2 separate regions of the Homo sapiens genome follow, and region 1 is linked to region 2. A link is a contact called in ENCODE Hi-C or POLR2A ChIA-PET data. All regions are on one chromosome and are shown on one strand. The core of a region is the stretch at or near the end of the contact, and the rest is flanking DNA. Distances in the headings are between cores, read along the strand shown.

Evidence for each region. A loop is a pair of places that touch in the nucleus more often than their neighbours do. ChIA-PET counts read pairs that join two places held with the same protein, here RNA polymerase II (POLR2A). Pooled maps may share reads with other maps.
Region 1: a loop to region 2 is called in a map of naive thymus-derived CD4-positive, alpha-beta T cell, with 6 times the contacts of the local background. The contact joins two enhancer-like sites. A Hi-C loop is called at or near these places in 1 of 168 maps with a recorded cell type or tissue (naive thymus-derived CD4-positive, alpha-beta T cell), 1 of 37 single-sample maps with no recorded cell type and 8 of 50 pooled maps. POLR2A ChIA-PET finds 5 or more read pairs at or near these places in 4 of 52 experiments (HCT116, activated CD4-positive, alpha-beta T cell, activated CD8-positive, alpha-beta memory T cell and 1 more).

The regions. Positions count from the first base shown.
Region 1 is chr17:2,279,482-2,283,988 of GRCh38, reverse strand. It overlaps SMG6 (SMG6 nonsense mediated mRNA decay factor), which reads left to right. Exons shown (of 19, transcript NM_017575.5): 7 at 254-364; 8 at 1,130-1,342. Among named protein-coding and RNA genes, the nearest start is that of SMG6, 22 kb to the left of the region's middle. Within about 2 kb of position 1,493, at least 2 of the 41 ENCODE cell types and tissues checked have a DNase peak (open chromatin) inside an H3K27ac peak, as active enhancers do.
Region 2 is chr17:2,189,219-2,194,135 of GRCh38, reverse strand. The region is part of intron 10 of SMG6 (SMG6 nonsense mediated mRNA decay factor); the gene reads left to right. Among named protein-coding and RNA genes, the nearest start is that of SMG6-AS1, 100 kb to the right of the region's middle. Within about 2 kb of position 1,480, at least 15 of the 41 ENCODE cell types and tissues checked have a DNase peak (open chromatin) inside an H3K27ac peak, as active enhancers do.

The DNA.
Region 1 (4,507 bases), core at 244-2,743, 90 kb before region 2:
ATTCCTTTCTCTCCTTATGAGTACTTGGTTCTTGGAGCACCTCTGCATGTAAGATATAATACTGTGCAAGAAGAGATCTGTGATGTAATTGCAATGGCTTCTCCTGTGGATAGCATTTCTGATTTTGTTGTTGGGATTCCTCTCAGTTTGGGAGACAGGCTGGGAGAGATAGTAGGGTTTCCTGAGTCAGCTGCCTCTTGCTGGAGTTAGGACGAGAATTGGTTGACTGAATGTCTCTGGCCTCTTTCCACAGAGGAGGAAGCTTGACGCTGTCTATTACTATATGCGCAGTTTAGCTGCCAGCAACCCTATCCTGACTGCCAAGGAGAGTCTCATGAGCTTGTTTGAAGAGACCAAGCGGAAGGTGAGTGGGGATGTGGCAGAACCCTTCCTTCCTCGAATAGTGCATTTCCCTGAGTGTTGGTGTGCCCTAGCTCTGCGCACCGGCAGGATCGTAGCCAGTGAGGTTTATCCAAGGTGCAGTTATTGCTCAGTGTCTGTGTGTCCTCGGGGAATGACTCATAGTGTCCTTAAATGGTCCCATCAGACTGTGCTGGTGGGTAGTTGGTCAGCCCCTGTGCAGAACAAAACTGTGATCTTCAGGAGAGCTTTCAGGGGCCCTTGGATGTACATGTACGTGCTCTACAGCCTTCAGTCTACAGAATTAATAACTATATGAAACAAAGCAGATGACACTCTGCTACTTTGGGACTGTGGTACAGTATTTTTATTGTCAAATAAATACCGGTGAGGTGAGGCTTTTCTCTTTGTAAGCTGAGTCTCAGGAAAGTCTGAGCTCATGTGTGTTTTTTGTTTTTGAGACAGAGTTTCGCTCTTGTTGCCCAGACTGGAGTGCAGTGATGCGATCTTGGCTCACTGCAACCTCTGCCTCCCGGATTTAAGTGATTCTCATGCCTCAGCCTCCCGAGTAGCTAGGATTACAGATATGCGCCACCACACCCAGCTAATTTTGTATTTTTAGTAGAGACAGGGTTTCACTATGTTGGTCAGGCTGGTCTCAAACTCCTGACCTCAAGTGATCCGCCTGCCTCCGCATCTCTAAGTGCTGGGATTACAGGCGTGAGCCACCACACCAGGCCATGAGCTAATGTGTTTGTATGTTATATAGGCAGAACAGATGGAAAAGAAGCAACATGAGGAATTTGACCTGAGCCCTGACCAGTGGCGGAAAGGAAAGAAGTCTACTTTCCGGCATGTTGGAGATGACACCACTCGCCTGGAGATCTGGATTCATCCATCCCATCCACGGTCTTCCCAGGGCACTGAGTCTGGGAAGGATTCTGAGCAAGAGAATGGGCTGGGCAGCCTGAGTCCCAGTGATGTAAGTTCCTGAGAATGATGCAATGAGCCAAACTAGCTCAGTAAGCCTGGGTGCCCTGGTTCATACAGCTGTGAGGCACAGATACTTCCCACTGATTGCAAGGAAGACAAACCACTTGAGGCTCCCTGATGGTCTTTTCCCTTCTCATGTACGCTTCCTTTATCTTTATTATGTACTTCCCTCTCTCACCACTATGTGTCACTGCAGAATTTAGTAAAAGTAGGATTAGAATTTTTTTTTTTTTTTTTTTTTTTTTGCTGCTTTTTGTTCAGCGTCATCAACATGATGCTTTAGGATTCTATGTGGGATTTTGTACTTATCTTTTCCTCTTGGTTGACCTTATATTCCGAGAATGAACTAAAGTAGCATGGATAGGTTAGTTAGTCTGATTTGTGATGGGCTTTCTATGGGATATCCTCTTATAACTCTTGGGCGGGGACTTTTTCCTTTAAGCCAGGAGAAATGACAGTAGAAAAATCACAGGCTTGTTTAGAAGATTTCTCCTCTTCATTGACTCAGTAAGTAATTATCGACAGTGTGCCAGTCACTAAAGATAACAGTGAACAAGATCTCTTGCTGTCTCAGTGCATTCTAGTGGAGGACGCAAGAGACTTAACATTGTAATTACTTCTGTTTTTGGGGTGCACACCCAGTATATGAGAGCACATAGCCATGGGACCAAAGCAGCCATTGGTCAATTGAAGTATAAAGAACAAGTAGGAGTTAGCTTGAGAAGGAAAGGGAGGTGGTAAAGTGATTCCCAGGCAAAGGAAATAGCATATGCAAAGGGCTGAGGCTGGCTGGGGGAGAGAGAGCACGGTAGGTGGAAAACTGCAGTGGCTGGTTCGTTGCGCCTTAAGGGTAAAATTCACCCAGTGGGTGGTGTAAGCTGGGGCTAGATGTTGAAGGGTCATATGATAAATTATTTGACCTTTATCCTGAAAATAGTAGGAAGCTATTGGATGCTTTAAATAGGGGAATAACATCTGCTCTTCAGAAATAAACCCTGGCCGCTTTGTAAAATGTTTGGAGAAGAGTAAGACTAGAAATAGGAGACAAGGAGGGTGCTGCGGTAGTTCCAAGTGAGATATGAAAAAGACTTGAACCAAGAAATGGCTTTGGAGGTGGGAAGAAGTGAACAGACACAAGTCATATTATTACAGTAGAATCCAAAAGACTTGGTTGAACGTGGGGAGCTCAGGGAGAAGAAAGAGTCAAGGTCTGGTGTGGTGGCTCCCATCTGTAATCCCAGCACTTTGGGAGGCCAAGGCAGGAGGTTCGCTGGAGCCTAGGAATTCAGTACCAGCCTGGTCAACAAAACGAGGCTTCTGTCTCTGTAAAAAAATTTTCAAAATTGGCTGGGCATGGTGATGCGGGCCTCTAGTTCTAGCTACTCAGGAGTCTGAGGCAGGAGGATTGCTTGAGTCCAGGAGTTCAAGGATGTCATGAGCTATGATCCAGCGTAGGTGCCAGAGCAAGACCCTGTCTCAAAAAAGTCAAGAATGAGCCCAAGAGCGTCAAGGCTGCACCACTGCACTGCAGCCTGAGTGATGAGTGAGACTCTGCCTTCCAAAAAATAAATGAATACAATCAAAAACAGGGTCGGTCTCTGTTGCTCAGGCCAGAGTGCAGTGATGCGATCGAAATCCTGAGTTCCAGTGATTTTCCTGCCTCAGCCTCCTGAGTTGCTAGGACTACAGGCACATGCCACCACACCCAGCTAATTTTTTGTAGCGATGGAGACTTGCCCTGTTGCGCAGGCTGGTCTCAAACTCCTGGCCTCAAGCAGTCCTCCCGTGGCCTCCCAAAGATCTGGGATTACAGGCATGAGGTGTATCATGTCTGTCCCATTTTATTTCTAATTATACAAATAATAGATGAATATATTTTTGGTAAAAACTTTAAATTCTTGTAGGTAGACTACAACGTGGTAATTTGTTTTCTAAACTATTGATGAAACTATATATTTTTAGTTTGTACATCATCCTTGGGTAACTATTACCCTTAATTTTCTTTAAATTTAAATCTTTGAGTTTGAGCTTTTCATTTTAGGCTACCAGCCCTCGAAGAAATCTGCAGTTTCTGGCCTGACGCGGTGGCTTACGCCTGTAATCCCAGCACTTTAGGAGGCCGAGGCGAGCAGATCACAAGGTCAGGAGTTCGAGACCAGCCTGGCCAACATGGTGAAACCCTGTCTCTACTAAAAATGCAAAAAAATTAGCTGGGCGTGGCAGCGCACTCCTGTAATCCCAGCTACTCGGGAGGCTGAGGCAGGAGAGTTGCTTGAACCCGGGAGGCGGAGGTTGCAGTGAGCCGAGATCGTGCCACTGCACTCCAGCCTGGGCAAAGAAGCCAGACTTTGTCTCAAAAAAAAAAGAAAAAGAAATCTGCAGTTTCATAACTTTTCATTTATCTATCCAGGAAACCACACTGCCATTTTTACCTGCTTTCTTAGGCCCAAGTTAGCTTCCTATATTCTTTTTTTTCTCTCACAGTAGGTCCCAAGAGCTTAGCTTGCTTTCTCTGTTCCTTGGAACACACACATTGATAAGAAGTAAGCATTGAGGATAGAGAAATTAAAATAACCAAAAATGATTTTTAACCTCAAAGAGCACTTGGTCACGTGAGGAAGACATAGGTGTGTCATTATAGTTCCGTGTGGTAAGTACTGTGATAAAGGCAAGCATGAGAGGCCGTGGGAGCATGCAGTTGGAACACCTAATCCAGTCATGGTTAGGGAAGGCTGGGGCGAGGCCGCATTTTGCAGCTTAAAGATGTCGTAAAGGCATTTCTACTTGGAGGCATGAAAATGTGGATGAGGCATGGAGGCTTCAGGAACTGCGAGTAGTTCAGTATGGCTGGAGTCTAGAGTGTGAGAAGTTCTCCTGTGAGCGACTGGAGTCGTGCTTGACATGTTCCTTTCCTCTGTCCCCACATCCAGTCAGTACCACCTGGTATTAGGAGGTGGATACTGTTGAGTCCACCTCCTAATCGTAACTTGAAGCCATCCACTTCTCTCCTTTCTCATTGCTGCCATCGTAGTTCAAGCTATCACCATTTCAGTAATCCATATACTATGGAAAGAAGTTCATAATGGTCTTTTCAGATTTATTCCTGGTCCTCTTCTGGCCTTTCATTTTAGACAGTAACCCAAATGAATGAACT
Region 2 (4,917 bases), core at 231-2,730:
ATCATTGTTCATCTCTTCCAGCCCACCTTAGAAATGGTCTCTTCTGGCCGAGCATGGTGGCTCATGCCTGTAATCCCAGCACTTTGGGAGACCGAGGCAGGTGGATCACTTGAGTCCGAGAGTTCGAGACCAGCCTGACCAACATGGTGAAACTGTGCGTGCCTCTAATCCCAGCTACTTGGGAGGCTGAGGCGGAAGAATCGCTTGAACCCAGGAGGCAGAGGTTGCACTGAGCCACAGTTGTACCACTGCACCACTCCAGTCTAGACGACAGAGTGAGAATCTGTCTCAAAAATAAAGGTCTCTACCATGAAACCTTCTCTGTTACATGCTAGCTGAAATGGTTTCCTCTCCCTCTGGTGACAGAAACATCTTACTTCCATCTTCCTTATGATATGTAGTACATTGTCTTGAATTATAGTTACTTGAGTAGGTATGTATTCTTCCTGTCTTCCTTATTAGATTATCTTCTTCTCCCAGACAGGATCCTACTTTCCTTTATATCCTCCACAATTGGGCACTCAAGTGTTTTCGGAATTAATGGGAGAAGTCATTTTGTTAGAAGATTGGGATTTCCTTTGCCCCCATATTTCCCTACTTTCAGAAGAGCTTTAGAAGAAAATCCAAAGGGAACACTGACAGCGAGGGCTCCTAGGGAGGAAATTACCTTCCACCTTCTTCTGTCTTGTCTTGGTGCATTAGGCCGTTCTTGCATTGCTATAGACAAATACCTAAGACTGTATAATTTATAAAGTAAAGAGGTTTCATTGACTTACGGTTCTGCAGGTTGTACAGGAAGCATTTCGGCTTCTAGGGAGGCCTAAGGAAGGCTACAATCATGGCAGAAGGCGAAAGGGGAGCAGGCACTTTACATGGCGAAAGCAGGAGCAAAGAGTGGGGCAGTCCCACCTACTTTTCAAGGACCAGATCTTGCAAGAATTCAGCCACTACCACATAGACAGCACCCAAGCCCTGAGGGATCCACCCTGCCATCCAGACACCTCCCACCAGGCCCCATCTCCAGCAGTGGGGATTACAATTCGACGTGAGATTTGGGTGGGGACAAATATTCCACCATGTCACTTGGCTGTATCAGTTTAGGGAAATGTTATGACTTGCTTTACACTCAGTCAGCCTCTGTTTTGCCATTGTGCATGAATAATTTGCTTGGGTGTATTAGTGCCTGATTCTGCTGACTCATTCGTTCTGCTCCTCAGGGAATAAAATGATGAAAAGACATCTCTGCTTTTGCTCTGAGATTTTGTTTTTGTCTCGTTCCTATACAGCGACTGCTTCCTCTACCTCCTCTTCAGCTAGCAGCTGCCACGGGGAACTCTGTGGCTCAAGCAGCAGCAGTTGAAAGATACTCTCACTGCCCACTTCCTGTAGACAAGGAGGTTTTGGTGGGCTGCTTAGGAACTGTGCCAGCCTTGTGTCTGACTGGTAACTGACTCATGAGAAAAGCAGCCTTATGTCGGAAAGATAAGGGCCAACAAATTGCCTCCAGGTGGTGGTAGTTTGGAGGTGACTGACCATTCATTTCCTTTCTTTGGGAGGAGACAGTGGGGAGGGAATTGGTGAATAAGTGGTCTTGCCTGCGTTTTTCTCCAGCTCTTAGTGATGCAGCCAGGCAGATAGTTGGTTCTCTGGGCTGGAATGGCTCGTGGACCCCAGTGCCCTCAGAATCCCCTCTGCTGCTATCAGAGCATCAGACTTAGGTGTCATCCATCCTGTGTCTTCTCTTCATTACTCTTCTTATGCTCTTGCCAGGAAACTGGCTGTGTGCACCAAGGGAACTCTGATAGTTCCATCGCTGCCAGATTTTTCTGTGACCAACCAAACTCCATCCCACTGGTACTGGTTTCCTTCAAATCTCTCCCTGATGGCAACACTGGAATTGATCAGAAGCAGTGGTTCTGAACCACCATCCCTTGGCTCGGCTTAGAGGGCCCAGGCAGGTGGGCCTGCCTCCCATCCCCTGCTCTTCCCTCTCCGCCCCTCCTGCCTCACTCCCATTTCCTGCAGGAGGATGCTTTGCCATCCTGGAGCTGTCAGGCACAGCTTTGCTTTGGCAGCACCGTCGCACACATACTGGTGGGAGAGGGGACGTGTTTATCACTTTTCCTGGAGATTATCTGTTTAAGCACTTCTCTGACAGTTACAATAACAAGGGCAGTGTGTTGTGTTTCCCAGCAGAAGGACACTTGCTGTTGAAAGATGTATAGCACTAATTAGAAATACATAACATCCGGCCACATGGCAGCCTTCTCCCGGCCGCTCCATTTCCTGATTTCATGCAACTTTGACGACAGTTGGTTTATGTTTTCCATGAATATATTCTCAGAAAAACGAGAAAGTCTCCCTGTTACATAGGAGCAAGAAGAATATTTCTGTCCGAGCCGGTATTTGGCCATAGGAATAATAGGAGCTGTGGTCACCTGCCCACATGTGGGAAGGAGCAGAACCAAGTTCAGACCTCAGGTGACTTTCTTATTAAGAAATATTTCCGTCTGACTTCCTTAGCCAAAACCCTTACCCGAAACCCTTAAGCAAGTCTCTGCTTTTGGAAAGAAGGGGAAAGGCTGTTTCACAGTGTTAATGAGTTCCTCAGCTCCTGTCATGCTCCTGCTACCTGACACAAAGCCAGAGGAACCCAGGCGAATACCAAGGCAAACAATGCCTTTTCCTCCCCCACCCCACATCACTTGTTGGCTTGGCCCAGCCCAACACTAGGGATATATATGGGCATTCATCAGACTAGGGCCAGTTTCCTAGATCTAGCCCCAAAGTGGGTGGACTCTGGGAATCTAGATGCTGTTTTCCTACCCACTTGTGTAACGGTGAATGCTTTCAGGGAGTAGCGTCTTACGGTTTCTAGCCTGTGGAAGCCTACGTGAGGCCAAGAGCAGCCCATGAAGATGCTGTGCACTTAGTGCATGTCTCACTTGAGGCACTGGATCCAAGTTGCCGTGGATACTTGGATAAATAACAATTTTCTTTACCCTATTGAAAGGTCCTACGGTTGCAGAGACCATGTTTTATTTGTAACTGTGTGCTCCATCATACCTAGTACAGAGTCTGGAACATTCTACATGCTCAGTATGTGCTTGAGGTACTACTGAGCCATGGAGAAGGACAGGCCTTCCAGGAGGTGCTCTAGGTAACATGGCCAGTCAGAGGCCTGACCAACACTCAGACATGCTGACCCCCTTGATCGTTTGTAAAATCTCCACCTGCTTGATTACAGCAGAACAGTTACTGCTTAATACTCCGCATCAGATGGACCAGACACATAAGCAGGCAGTGTTATTTCAAGCCTTTCTTCAGGAGGGGGTTAGGGGATGGGGAGTTGAGGTGACATAACCGTCACCAAGGACAGAGCAGTCATGAAGCTGCCTTCTAGCTGCTGCCCTGGGAGGTGGCTGAGCACTTTCAGATCTACACCAAAGAGACTCCAGCTGTTGCTACCTTGCCTGGTCTCCAGACCTTATTGCAGGAGCCTTTAGAAAAGGAGCCAACCTGGAGTCCACGAAGACCGCAGATCCCATTGTTGTTAAGCAGCCATTCTCCCTCTGAGCCCTAGCCCCCACCTTGAACTCTGAGAGACAGTCTAGCTTGTGATTGCCATTTGTCATAAATACAGAACTGGGCTTGGTGAAAGAAACCTCCCCTGTCTTATCCCTGTCCAGGGTCATGGGAGTGTCTTAGTGTAGCCTGTGCTTCATAAAATGCCAGTCTCTTGGAGCCAGGACACCCCCCTCCATCCCTTCTAGCCTTCTGAGTGCAGGTAACTTCTGCTTAGTTGATGAGGAGGCACTAATGTTTACTCAGAGTATCAGCTACCAGGATGTGGCCTCCACTTGTCTTCTCCCAACTCCCTCTTTTCTGGACTTACTCCCTTCTTCCCGGCTCTGTTGCTAGTTAGAGGCAGGATGTTGTCCGGGCGTGGCAATGGCCTGGACTGAGCTGGGCGGTACTGACAGTGCTGCTGCCTATGGGGAGGGTGAAGGGGAGAAGTTGGTAACTTTTCTTGACAACTTACATATCTCCCCCTTTCCTGCTTTCCATCCTCCCCTCTTCTTGGCTCTTGCATGCTTGTTTTCTTTGTAACAGAGGTTTAGGGCCTTAACAGGACAGGAGTGAGACTGGTCTATTCTAATCACATGGATTGTTACCACTTCCTTAACTGCCTGCCACAGTTGAGCTGGAAAGTCAGAGGGTGACATCTGGGACCAGTGGGCATCTGGAAGGTTGGTGGGAAAGCCACAATCAAAGAATTACTACCCTGGATGCTATTCGTTTGTTGGGCCCTTCTGAGCAGCAGCCTGCTCCTTCTTACACCCAGTACTTTCAGAAGTGGGTTGGGGCTGGCTTTGTGTACTCCAATCATACTTGCTCCTGGGGCAAAGATGGTAAGGAATCACTGTGGTTGGGTATTGTCTCCTGGAGTAACAACTTCAATGGGGCCCCATTGACAAGACTGGTGAGCTGATGAGAGGGCTCCCCTTGGCTACTGAGGTTAAAATACAGGCAGGGACAGAGATCAGACATTCAGCTGATTATCCTTTTAACACTTGGAGATTCTGAGAGTTCTCCTGTATTAGAGAGGGAATTCACAGATTAGCTGCTGCCAGAGCTAGTGAGCCTGGCCCCTGATTCTGTCTCCTGTGGGTATGTGGTGTCTCCTCCTCGGAGGCTGTGTGGTGGACTGCTGCCTTCTGTGTGTCACCAGCTCCTCTCGAGTTCAGATGACGTGGCTTTCAGGGAAGGCCAGTGATGAAGAGTAGGTACAGGCAGGCTTTTGGGAGTATGCCACATAGCTCCCACCAAAGAATAATTCTGCCCACCAAAAAGATGGCTCCTTTCGGTGACCTGGAGCCAGAAGGAAGTTAGTTAGCCAGGCTGAAAAAGTGACGG